Linked DNA regions of Homo sapiens: region 2 is linked to region 1. Evidence: read pairs that join two places in POLR2A ChIA-PET (ENCODE). Cell type or tissue: Caco-2. All regions are shown on one strand. Links, peaks and the distances in the headings refer to the core of each region. The heading gives the core; the rest is flanking DNA.

Evidence for each region. Peaks named below come from ENCODE experiments on the same cell type or tissue, not always from the same donor. Only the 100,000 strongest peaks of a DNase experiment are listed, where the experiment ranks them.
Region 2: POLR2A ChIA-PET joins it to region 1 with 5 read pairs; 7 of 35 experiments call an interaction of 5 or more read pairs at or near these places.

Annotation. Positions count from the first base shown.
Region 1 is chr11:73,866,050-73,871,425 of GRCh38, reverse strand. No RefSeq gene overlaps it. Among named protein-coding and RNA genes, the nearest start is that of COA4, 8.1 kb to the left of the region's middle. RefSeq lists a silencer at 4,508-4,802. In Caco-2, for the core only: no CTCF peak of the experiment used is centred there; DNase peaks (open chromatin) are centred at 1,998 and 2,537.
Region 2 is chr11:73,936,089-73,941,464 of GRCh38, reverse strand. No RefSeq gene overlaps it. Among named protein-coding and RNA genes, the nearest start is that of DNAJB13, 12 kb to the left of the region's middle. RefSeq lists an enhancer at 4,036-4,670. In Caco-2, for the core only: no CTCF peak of the experiment used is centred there; no DNase peak of the experiment used is centred there.

The DNA of each region.
Region 1 (5,376 bases), core at 310-5,309:
CTTGAACCTGGGAGGTGGAGATGGCAGTGAGCCAAGATCGCACCATTGCATTCTAGCCTGGGTGATGGAGTAAGACGGTCTCAATAAATAAATAGATAATAAAGATGAAGTAGACATCACCTATTTGTAAATTATAACAGAAAAGATTACCATCCAGAATTAAAAGTACCTGGAAGCCACCAAGAAGCACATAGTTTGACAGCAAAGTGAACAAGTAAGGCAGGCGCAGTGGCTCACGCCTGTAATCCCAACACTTTGGGAGGCAGAACTGGGTGGATCACTTGAGATGAGGAGTTTGAGACCAGCCTGGCCAACATGGCAAAATCCCGTCTCTACTAAAAACACAAAAAAATTAGATAGGCGTGTGCCTGTAATCCCAGCTACTTGGGAGACTGAGGCAGGAGAATTGCTTGAACCCAGGATGCAGTGAAGGTTGCAGTGAGCTGAGATCCTGCTACTGCACTCCAGCCTAGGTGACAGAGCGAGACTCCATCTCAAAAAAAAAAAAAAATAGTGAACAAATAAACCACAAAACATAGGAAACTAAATATGCTCTATATCATGGATAATCAAGAGAAATTTTGTTTTTGTTTTTGGTAGAGATGAGGTCTCACTATGTTGCCCAGGGTAGTCTCAAACTCCTGGGCTCAAGTGATCCTCCCACCTCAGCCTCTCAAGGTGTTGGGATTACAGGCATGAGCCCCTGTGCCTGGCCAGAAATGTATTTTTATAAGACATACATACTATTAGGTTCATTGCAGCATTGTTTATAATAGTAAACAAATGGTCCCAATGTCAATTTCCATCAGTAAGGACTCTATTTGCTGTGTATTCAAATCTTTTATAACAGGAATGCGTGTATTTTGTGTAAGAAAGAATAGTAGGCTATGGAGGAGGGGGTGATAGCAGCAGAGAGAAGCATAAAAGACCTCTTTGGCAGGAAGGATGGCTTCCAGACCAGCTAAGTGGAGCAAGCATGTTTTGAAGGACACTGGCTCTAATAGGGAGTTAGCATGGGGTGGGTCACAGAACGTATTTGATCAGGCAAAGAGGACTCTTGCCATCCAAGCCTGTTCCCTCAGATAAATGGGGATAATTCATATGTCATAAGCCAAATAAATGAGGGAATGAAACATACGTAACTAATAATAAAAAGTGTTAAAATTTATTGGGCATTTAACTGAGACAATCTGGTTCCAGAGCCTGCTCTCAATCCCAATGATGTGCTACCTTCACATCCTAGTTACGCCACTGACTAGCTTTGTGACTTTGGACAAGTTATTTAACATCCCAGGATCTGTTTTTACCTGTGTAAAAATGCATATATAGTACCTTTTTCACAAGCCTCAAAACGAATATAGGCCTTCCTCATAGGATTATTGAAAGATTGAGTTAAACATTGGTTTAGCTTAGGAACAGCATCTGGCACATAGTAAGTGTTCAGTGAACGTTAGCTATTACCATCATCACTATTAATGTGTGCTAGTGACTGTCCTGAGTTACATTATCTAATCTAATTTGTAATCCTCTGAACATGGCATTCACTCTCCTTTAGATGAGGAAATAAAGCTCAGACTGGGGATCAGACTCCAAGTATGTCTTGCTCTAAAGCCTAGGCTGTTTTCTACTCTACTCTCACAAGCATCTGTTGCCCAGTACAGTGCTTAACACACAGTAGTGAGTAACCACATTGACTGTGTAAATATTACTTTGCTTTTGTCAGCACTTTGCAAAAAGGAAATTAACTTTTTGCAATTAATTAGTGCAAGTTGCCCACAGTGATATAGCTTGGTATGTTTTTCTTTAGTCTCAGCTCTGCAGCCCACAATCTAGGAGCTGAACTTTAAGGTGCTTCATACCTGTCCCTATAGGATCTAACTCTGGCAGCTTTGGGTTGCCTCTGCTTAGAGGCTTGGTGCCAGGGATGAGTGGAGAGACCTCTTGGCTTGATGCCTATCTTGGCTAGGCCTAGGGCAGACTCATGGTTTAGCCTTAGCCCTTCCTTTCAAGGTCCTTGGCTGGGGACTTGGCCTTGTGCTCGGTACAAAGGTGCACTGCAATGTGTTTTACTAGATGAGTAAGAAGATACTCCTCCCACCCTCTCTCCATAAAGTTGCCAGACTAAGTCCTTGAGCTGCTGACTTCAGAAACCCAAAGAGAACTGAAGCAAGTCCAGATTGAATCCTTTAATTTTCCTGTAGAAAATGCTGGGGCTCCCTCCTCGCTCAGCAAGGACTTAAAGCAAGCAGAGGAAGTAGCAGGGATTCCTCCCTGTCAGCAGCTATCTTTTGAAGAGTTTTCATTCTTCAGATCCTGGGCACTCTGTCTAAATGGTGAGCTGATTTCCTAAAATGAGCTGAAATGTCTGAGAATGAAAGTTACTCCACGGGGATTATTATAGTCAAATGAATCATTTCAGATTCTGCAAGAAGATCAGACACGTGAAAACAAAAATTTCACAAAGAGATCAAAGTACAGATTAAACAAGCACAAGACACATTGGCCACCTCTGTCTCCAGTGTCTGTCCATCAGGATTAGTTCTAGGCACACCCAGTACAAGCTCAGAAAGCTTTCCTTAAGTACACTAGAAACAGAGGGGACCCAGGGGCCTCAGCATTGCTAGTATCTGAGTGGCCAAAATACCTAGATTTGTTTCTCTGTGTCTAAAACATACCTTTTCAGAATCTACAGCTGGCCATTCCCAGGATTCCATGGTGGAGGAACAAGTCATCCTCAGCCAGAGGAAAGGGATGAAAACGAAGCTGAGAAATCTGCTGGCCTCAACTAGGAAAACTGCCCATTTTACCCAGGCATCCTATCCTTCTTGAAAGTTAGTGATCTGGCCAGGCATGGTGGCTCACGCCTGTAATCCCAGCACTTTGGGAGGCCAAGGCGGGTGGATCACCTGAGGTCAGGAGTTACCAGCCTGGCCAACATAGTGAAACCCTGTCTCTACTAAAAATACAAAAATTAGCTGGGTGTGGTGGCGGGTGCCTGTAATCCCAACTACTGAGGAGGCTGAGGCAGGAGAATCGATTGAACCTGGGAGGCGGAGGTTGCAGTGAGCCGAGATTGCACCATTGCACTCCAGCCTGGGTGACAAGAGCAAAACTCCATCTCAAAAAAAAAAAAAAAAATAGTGATCTACATAAAAATCATTTTTTAAAAATCTCAGTAATATGCACTCAACCAGGAATTGTGTGACCTTAAACCATCCTTGGCTCTGCCACTGGCTAACTAGGTGACCTTAGACAAGTCTCTTTCTCTCCCTGGGCCAGTTAACACATTTGTAAAATGAAGACCAAAATAGTTTATCCCCAAGGTTATGTATTGATAGAGCCAGGATTAGAACCCATTTATTCTGATTCCCAATCCACTGACATTCCTTCTTCTCTCCTACCTATCCCTTGTGATTTCATGGCACTACTAGGCATAATTTAACCCCAACTAGGATATTCAAAACTAAAAGCATGCTGAAGGAATGAACTACTGATAATGGAACACAAGGGATAAAACATTATGCTAAATGGATGAAGTCAGGCACAAGAGAATACATACTGTATGATATTTCATTTATATGTAGTACTAGATAGGCAAAACTAATCTATGGCGGTAGAAACGACGTTAGTCGTGACTTCTTGGGGAAAATGTGAAAGATGGCCGGGTGCGGTGGCTCATGCCTGTAATCCCAACACTTTGGGAGGCCGAGGCCGGCAGATCACAAGGTCAGGAGTTCGAGACCAGCCAGTTTGAGAGCAGCCTGGCCAACATGGTGAAACTAAAAATAAAAAATTAATTAGTATTTACTAAAAATACAAAAATTAGCCGGGCATGGTGGCGTATGCCTGTAATCCCAGCTACTTGGGAGGCTGAGGCAGGAGAATTGCTTGAACCCGGGAGGCAGAGGTTGCAGTGAACCAAGATTGTGCCACTGCACTCCAGCCTGGGCGACAGAGCAAGACTTCGTCTCGGGGCAGGGGAGGCGGGGGGAAGAAAAAGATGATTATGAGGGAACTTTTTGGGGTGATGGACATGTTCTTTATCTTGATACAAGTATGGGTTTCATGGGTAGGTAGATGTATTTTCAGAATTGATCAAATGTACACTGAAGATCTATGTGTCACTATATATAAATTATACCTCAATGAAAAAAATCTTTTAAGAGTATGCCAAAGAAGTTTTAGAAGGGAAGGAAATACAACATTTACTGAGCATTACTAGCTCATTATATTTATATTATCTCCATCTCAAATCCCTAAAAAGGGATTATCCTCACTCTTCAGATCAGAAATCTGAGGTTCAATGAGGCCAGAATAACTCAGCTTCAAAATGAATAAATGTGGAAGCCAGCACAACCCAGGTTTGTTTGCCTCTTTTCCTTTAGCAGGTTGTCTCAGGGAGGGAAGGGAAGGTATTTTCAGCCTGGAGCCAGAAGACTTGTGTTCCGTTTGGTTTCACTGCCATGTGATCCTAAGAACATCCATTTCCTTCTGGACCTCCCTCCAGAAGAGTCAAAGCTCACAGTTGTTTTGTAACCCTGAGGTTCTGGCAATCAGAGTATCTCCAGTCCCTCTTACCAGGATAAGGCATTAAGAGTAATTTCCCTTTGTCTCAGGGCAAACTAATCATGAGCAACAAAAGTTCTCTGACTCTGGCGAGAGGATAAATCATCAGCTAGGTCAGTGACACAAGAGCTCCAAGGTGACAGAATCCAGCTGCCTCCTGTGTAAGAAGCCTGACTCATCCCTGAGTGATGTGATAGAAAAAGATGGACTAGGAATCAAGAGATTTAAATCCTGCTGCCCTTTTCCAGTGACATATCCCATGACCTTGGGCAAAGGATTGCCCTCTATGGGCCCCTAACCTGTACTAGCTAAAAGAGACAATTAGGTTGGCTGCATCCTAAAGTCCTTAAGCTCCACTATCTTGTCAGTTTATGAAATCCTGATTCCTGCTTCCACATATTGATAACAGCTGAGCAACTGGAAAAGACTGTTTTTTCCAGGTTTCCAAATGGAAAACATGTGACACTGCCCATTGCCCATATGATATAGAGGCAATACACATACAGCTACCCAACTCTGCCACTGTAACATTAAAGCAACCAGAGACAGTATGTAAGTGAATAAGCATGGCTCTGATCCAATGGCAGGGAGGGGTTTTGGAACTAGATAGAGCTGGTGACTGCAGAACATTATGAATGTACTAAATAAATGCTACTGAATTACTCATTTAAAAATGTTTAAGGCCAGGGGCGGTGGCTCACGCCTCTAATCCCAGCATTTTGGGAGCCCAAGGCGGGCGGATCGCCTGAGATCAGGAGTTCAAGGCCACCCTGGCCAACATGGTGAAACCCCGTCTCTACTAAAAATACA
Region 2 (5,376 bases), core at 298-5,297, 70 kb before region 1:
TACGAGTGATGGCGTGAATGAACATCTCAGAGACAAAAGAGAAGACCGAGAATACTCGTCAGGCGGATCCTCCAACATGGGGACAAATCAAGAAGCTGGCGCAGATGGCAGAGGACAGCTTGAGAGCACAGAACAAACCAAAAACAACTAGTAACTTAATGGTGGCCATGCTGGCAGTACTCACTGTGGCGATAAGCCTCCCTACTGTAGGAGCAACTCAAAATTTTACTTATTGGGCATATGTCCCATTTCCTCCTTTAATTAGGTCTGTGAGTTGGATGGACCCGGTTATTGAGGTGTACACCAACAACAGTACCTGGATGCCTGAGCCCATAGATAATCAAGGCCAATGCATTCTAATGAGGAAGGGATGAAAATGAATATATCAATAGGATATAAATATCTTCCAATATGCCTGGGACCTGCCGCTGGATGCTTACAAATTGGCACACAAGTCTGGTTGGCAGTAATCCCTGGAAAAAATAAATCACAGGCTGCTTTACAAATGATTTCAGGGCAAAATTTAACATATAACCATTCCAGCCCTAAAACTCAGCAATTCTGTCCAAACAAGCTCAAATGTAAGAAAAATAAAGTTTGGTTTGAAGGTGTAGATACTTGGACTTGAGAAGATTATATAGCAAGTAAGGCTGAGGTGCTACAAAAGAATTCCTATGGAATTGTCATTGATTGGTCCCCTAAGGGGATTTTTAAACCAAATTGCACAAGAAGGCCCTCTTGTAAAGCAAATTTAACAAACTGATGGAATCGCTGGCAATGTAATCATACACAATACATTCAGATGGAAGCTGATGCCCCTATCATATGGAATCCTGCTGGCATTATCGCCCCTAGTCCAAAAATGATATCTCCTGCCATAGGACAGGAACATTCAGAATTATGAAAATTAGCTGTAGCTCAAAGTCCAATTAAAATTTGGGAGGGTAAATATGAAAAGTACAGTGGGGAGGGAGGTAAGGATAAATATGCTCTTTCTTTTCTTTCCAACAGGACGTTTTGGATTCAAAGTTGCATTCGACCACCTTTTATGTTAGCAATAGGAAATGTTACTATTGATATAAATACACACTCTGTTACCTGCCCAGAATGTCGCCTATTTACCTGCATTAACTCAACTTTTGATAAAAAAAAAAAAAACCACAAAACAAAAAAAACTATTCTGTTAATTAGAGCCAGGGAAGGAGTTTGGATCCCTGTGTCTCTAAATAGACCATGGGAAGCATCACTATTCATATTATAACTGAAATCCTTAGGAAACTTTTATCCCATTCAAAAAGATTTATAGTGGCTCTCACATTTGCTATAATTGGCCTCACTGCTGTTACTACTACTGCTGCAGTAGCTGGTGTAGCTTTACAGTCATCTGTGCAAACTGCTGAATTTGTTGATAAGTGGCAGAAAAATTCCACAAAATTATGGAACTCTCAGCTTCAAACAGATCAAAAAATAGTTAATCAAATTAATGATCTCCATCAGACTGTAATTTGGATGGGGGTTCGTATTATGAGTTTAGAAAATAGAATTCAAATACAATGTGACTGGATACATCTGATTTTTGTATCACTCTCCATAGTTATAATGAAACAGAACACCAATGGGAAAAAGTTAAACACCATTTGGAAAGAAAAGAGGAAAATCTCACCCTCAATATCGTAAAACTAAAAGAGCAGGTTTTTGAAACCTCTCAGGCTCACTTAACCCTGCTCCCTGGAACCGATATTTTGAGCAAGGCAGCTGATGGGTTGTCTGCAGTCAATCCTCTTAAATGGATTAAGGCCACTGGAAGTTCTACATTTGTAAACTTTATTCTAATAATTATGTGCTTGTGCTGTCTCATGTTAGTTGGCAAATGCAGAAGCCACCTCTGGAGAGAAAGCCGCCACCAAGAACAAGCAATGATAGCTGTGGCGGTTTTGCAAAAAAGAAAAGGGAGACATGTTGGTAGAAGGGCTGAGGCAAGACTTGCTTGTCTGACATAATGTAAAAGAGTCTTGGAACTGTCCTGAGTCCAGGGTCTAAAACCCCTCATGGCCTTTGGAACACCAAGCTCTGTGCCAAAGAGTGGAAGGCTGCCCTGCCGCACCACAATCTAAGCTCAGGGCATAAAACCCCTCGTGGCTTGGATGGAATCCAGGGCTGAGGGCATAAAACACCTCATGGCCTCTGGAATGTGTCTAGACTTGCTGGCTCCTTGCTTCTTGCTCTCCCAGGCTCATAAATTGATTGCATCTTGAGGTAGAAAAACATGTTCTCCATTATCTCGAGTAGCAGAGCATATTCCATATGCTTAAAAGAAAATGCTAAACCACCACAGCTATAGGTCAAACGCTTGATGCACTGCTTCCTTTCTACCCCCACATCCTCACGTCCTCACCACCTGCTTCTTTGATCACCAAAAAATAATGTGGGCTTCCAGAGCTCAGGGCCTTCACAGCTGCCATACTGGTGTTGGCCCCCTGGACCCACTTTATGCACTCTTGTCTTGTCTCATTCCTTTGACTCCACCGGACTTCATAACCCCCACGACCTGGTGTTGGGTCTGATCACCCCAGCACAATGCCACACAATATAACCTTCTTTTTCTCTCCCTCTCCCCATTCTTTTTCTTCAGCAGTATCTTCCCTAAGTACTACTCCTTCAGTCAGCCTCTTCTTTGTTGTTGTTTTGAGACAGGGTCTCACTCTGTCACCAAGGTTGGAGCGCAGTGGCATGATGCATGATCACAGCTCACTGCAACCTCCACCTCTTGGATTCAAGTGATCCTCCCACCTCAGCCTCCAGAGTAGCTGGGACCACGAGGGCATGCCACCATGCTCAGATAATTTTTTTTTTTTTTTGAGATAGAGTCTTGCTCTGTCGCCCAGGCTGGAGTGCAGTAGTGCTATCTCGGCTCACTGCAACCTCCGCCTCCTGGGTTCAAGTGATTCTCCTGCCTCAGCCTCCCGAGTAGCTGGGATTACAGGTGCGTGCCACGACACCCAGCTAATTTTTGTATTTTTAGTAGAGACAGGATTTCACCATCTTGACCAGGCAGGTCTTGAACTCCTGACCTCATGATCCACCAGCCTCGGCCTCCCAAAGTGCTGGGATTACAGGCATGAGCCACCACGCCCAGCCGATTTTTTTTTTTTAAATAATTTGTGGTAGAGACGAGGTTTCACCATGTTGCCCAGGCTGATCTTGAACTCCTGAGCTCAAGTGATCCACCCGCCACCACCTCCCAAAGTGCTGAGATTACAGACATGAGCCACCACACCCAACCAGTCAGCCTCTTACTCCCCTCAAATGGAAACATGTTAAGAAAGCATCTGGCCGGGTGCACTGGCTCAGGCCGGGCGCAGTGGCTCACTTGTAATCCCTGCACTTTGGGAGGCCAAGGCTGGTGGATCACCTGAGTTCAGGAGTTCGAGACCAGCCTGGCCAACATGGTGAAACCCCGTCTCTACAGAAAAAAATACAAAAATTAAACAGGTGTGGTGGCAGGGGCCTGTAATCTCAGCTACTCGAGAGGCTGAGGTAGGGAGAAATCACTTGAACCCAGGAGGCAGAGGCTGCCGTGAGCTGAGATCATGCCATTACACTCCAGCCTGGGCAACAGAGCGAGACTCCGTCTCAATTAAAAAAAAAAAAAAAAGAATCTCACATCACTCATATAGGGAAAAAGGAGTGCTGTGTTTAAAATCTCATCTCTCCTCGCTCTCCCTCTCCCGTCTCCCTCTCCCTCTCCCGTCTCCCTCTCCCTCTCCCTCTCCCTCTCCCGTCTCCCTCTCCCTCTCCTTTCCACGGTCTCCCTCTCATGCCGGGCCAAAGCTGGACTGTACTGCTGCCATCTCGGCTCGCTGCAGCCTCCCTGCCTGATTCTCCTGCCTCAGCCTGCCGAGTGCCTGCGATTGCAGGCGCGCGCCGCCACGCCTGACTGGTTTTCGTGTTTTTTTGGTGGGGACAGGGTTTCGCTGTGTTGGCCGGACTGGTCTCCAGCTCCTAGCCGCGAGTGTTCCGCCAGCCTCGGCCTCCCGAGGTGCCGGGATTGCAGACGGAGTCTCATTCACTCAGTGCTCAATGGTGCCCAGGCTGGAGTGCAGTGGCATGATCTCGGCTCGCTACGGCCTCCACCTCCCAGCCGCCTGCCTTGGCCCCCCAAAGTGCGGAGATTGCAGCCTCTGCCCGGCCGCCACCCCATCTGGGAAGTGAGGAGCGTCTCTGCCTGGCTGCCCATCGTCTGGGATGTGAGGAGCCCCTCTGCCTGGCTGCCGAGTCTGGAAAGTGAGGAGCGTCTCTGCCCAGCCGCCATCCCACCTGGGAAGTGAGGAGCACCTCGTCCCGGCCGCCATCCCATCTAGGAAGTGAGGAGCGTCTCTGCCCGGCAGCCCATCGTCTGAGATGTGGAGAGCGCCTCTGCCCCGCCGCCTCATCTGGGATGTGAGGAGCGCCTCGGCCCGGCCGCGACCCCGTCTGGGAGGTGAGGAGCGTCTCTGCCCGGCCGCCCCGTCTGAGAAGTGAGGAGACCCTCCGCCTGGCAACCGCCCCGTCTGAGAAGTGAGGAGCCCCTCCGCCTGGCTGCCACCCCGTCTGGGAAGTGAGGAGCGTCTCCGCCCGGCAGCCACCCCGTCCGGGAGGGAGGTGGGGGTCAGCCCCCCACCCGGCCAGCCGCCCCGTCCGGGAGGGAGGTGGGGGGCTCTGCCCCCCGCCCGGCCAGCCGCCCCGTCTGGGAGGTGAGGGGCGCCTCTGCCCGGCCGCCCCTACTGGGAAGTGAGGAGCCCCTCTGCCCAGCCAGGAGCCCCTCTGCCCAGCCAGCTGCCCCATCTGGGAGGGAGGTGGGGGGGTCAGCCCCCCGCCCGGCCAGCCGCCCCGTCCGGGAGGTGAGGGGCGCCTCTGCCCGGCCGCCCCTACTGGGAAGTGAGGAGCCCCTCTGCCCGGCCAGCTGCCCCGTCCGGGAGGGAGGTGGGGGAGTCAGCCCCCCGCCCGGCCAGCCGCCCCGTCCGGGAGGGAGGTGGGGGGGTCAGCCCCCTGCCCGGCCAGCCGCCCCGTCCGGGAGGTGAGGGGCGCCTCTGCCCGGCCGCCCCTACTGGGAAGTGAGGAGCCACTCTGCCCGGCCAGCCGCCCCATCCAGGAGGGAGGTGGGGGGCTCAGCCCCCTGCCCGGCCAGCCGCTCCGTCCGGGAGGGAGGTGGGGGGGTCAGCCCCCCACCCGGCCAGCCGCCCCGTCTGGGAGGGAGGTTGGGGGGTCAGCCCCCCGCCTGGCCAGCCACCCGGTCCGGGAGCTGAGGGGCGCCTCTGCCCGGCTGCCCCTACTGGGAAGTGAGGAGCCCCTCTGCCCGGCCACCACCCCGTCTGGGAGGTGTACCCAACAGCTCAT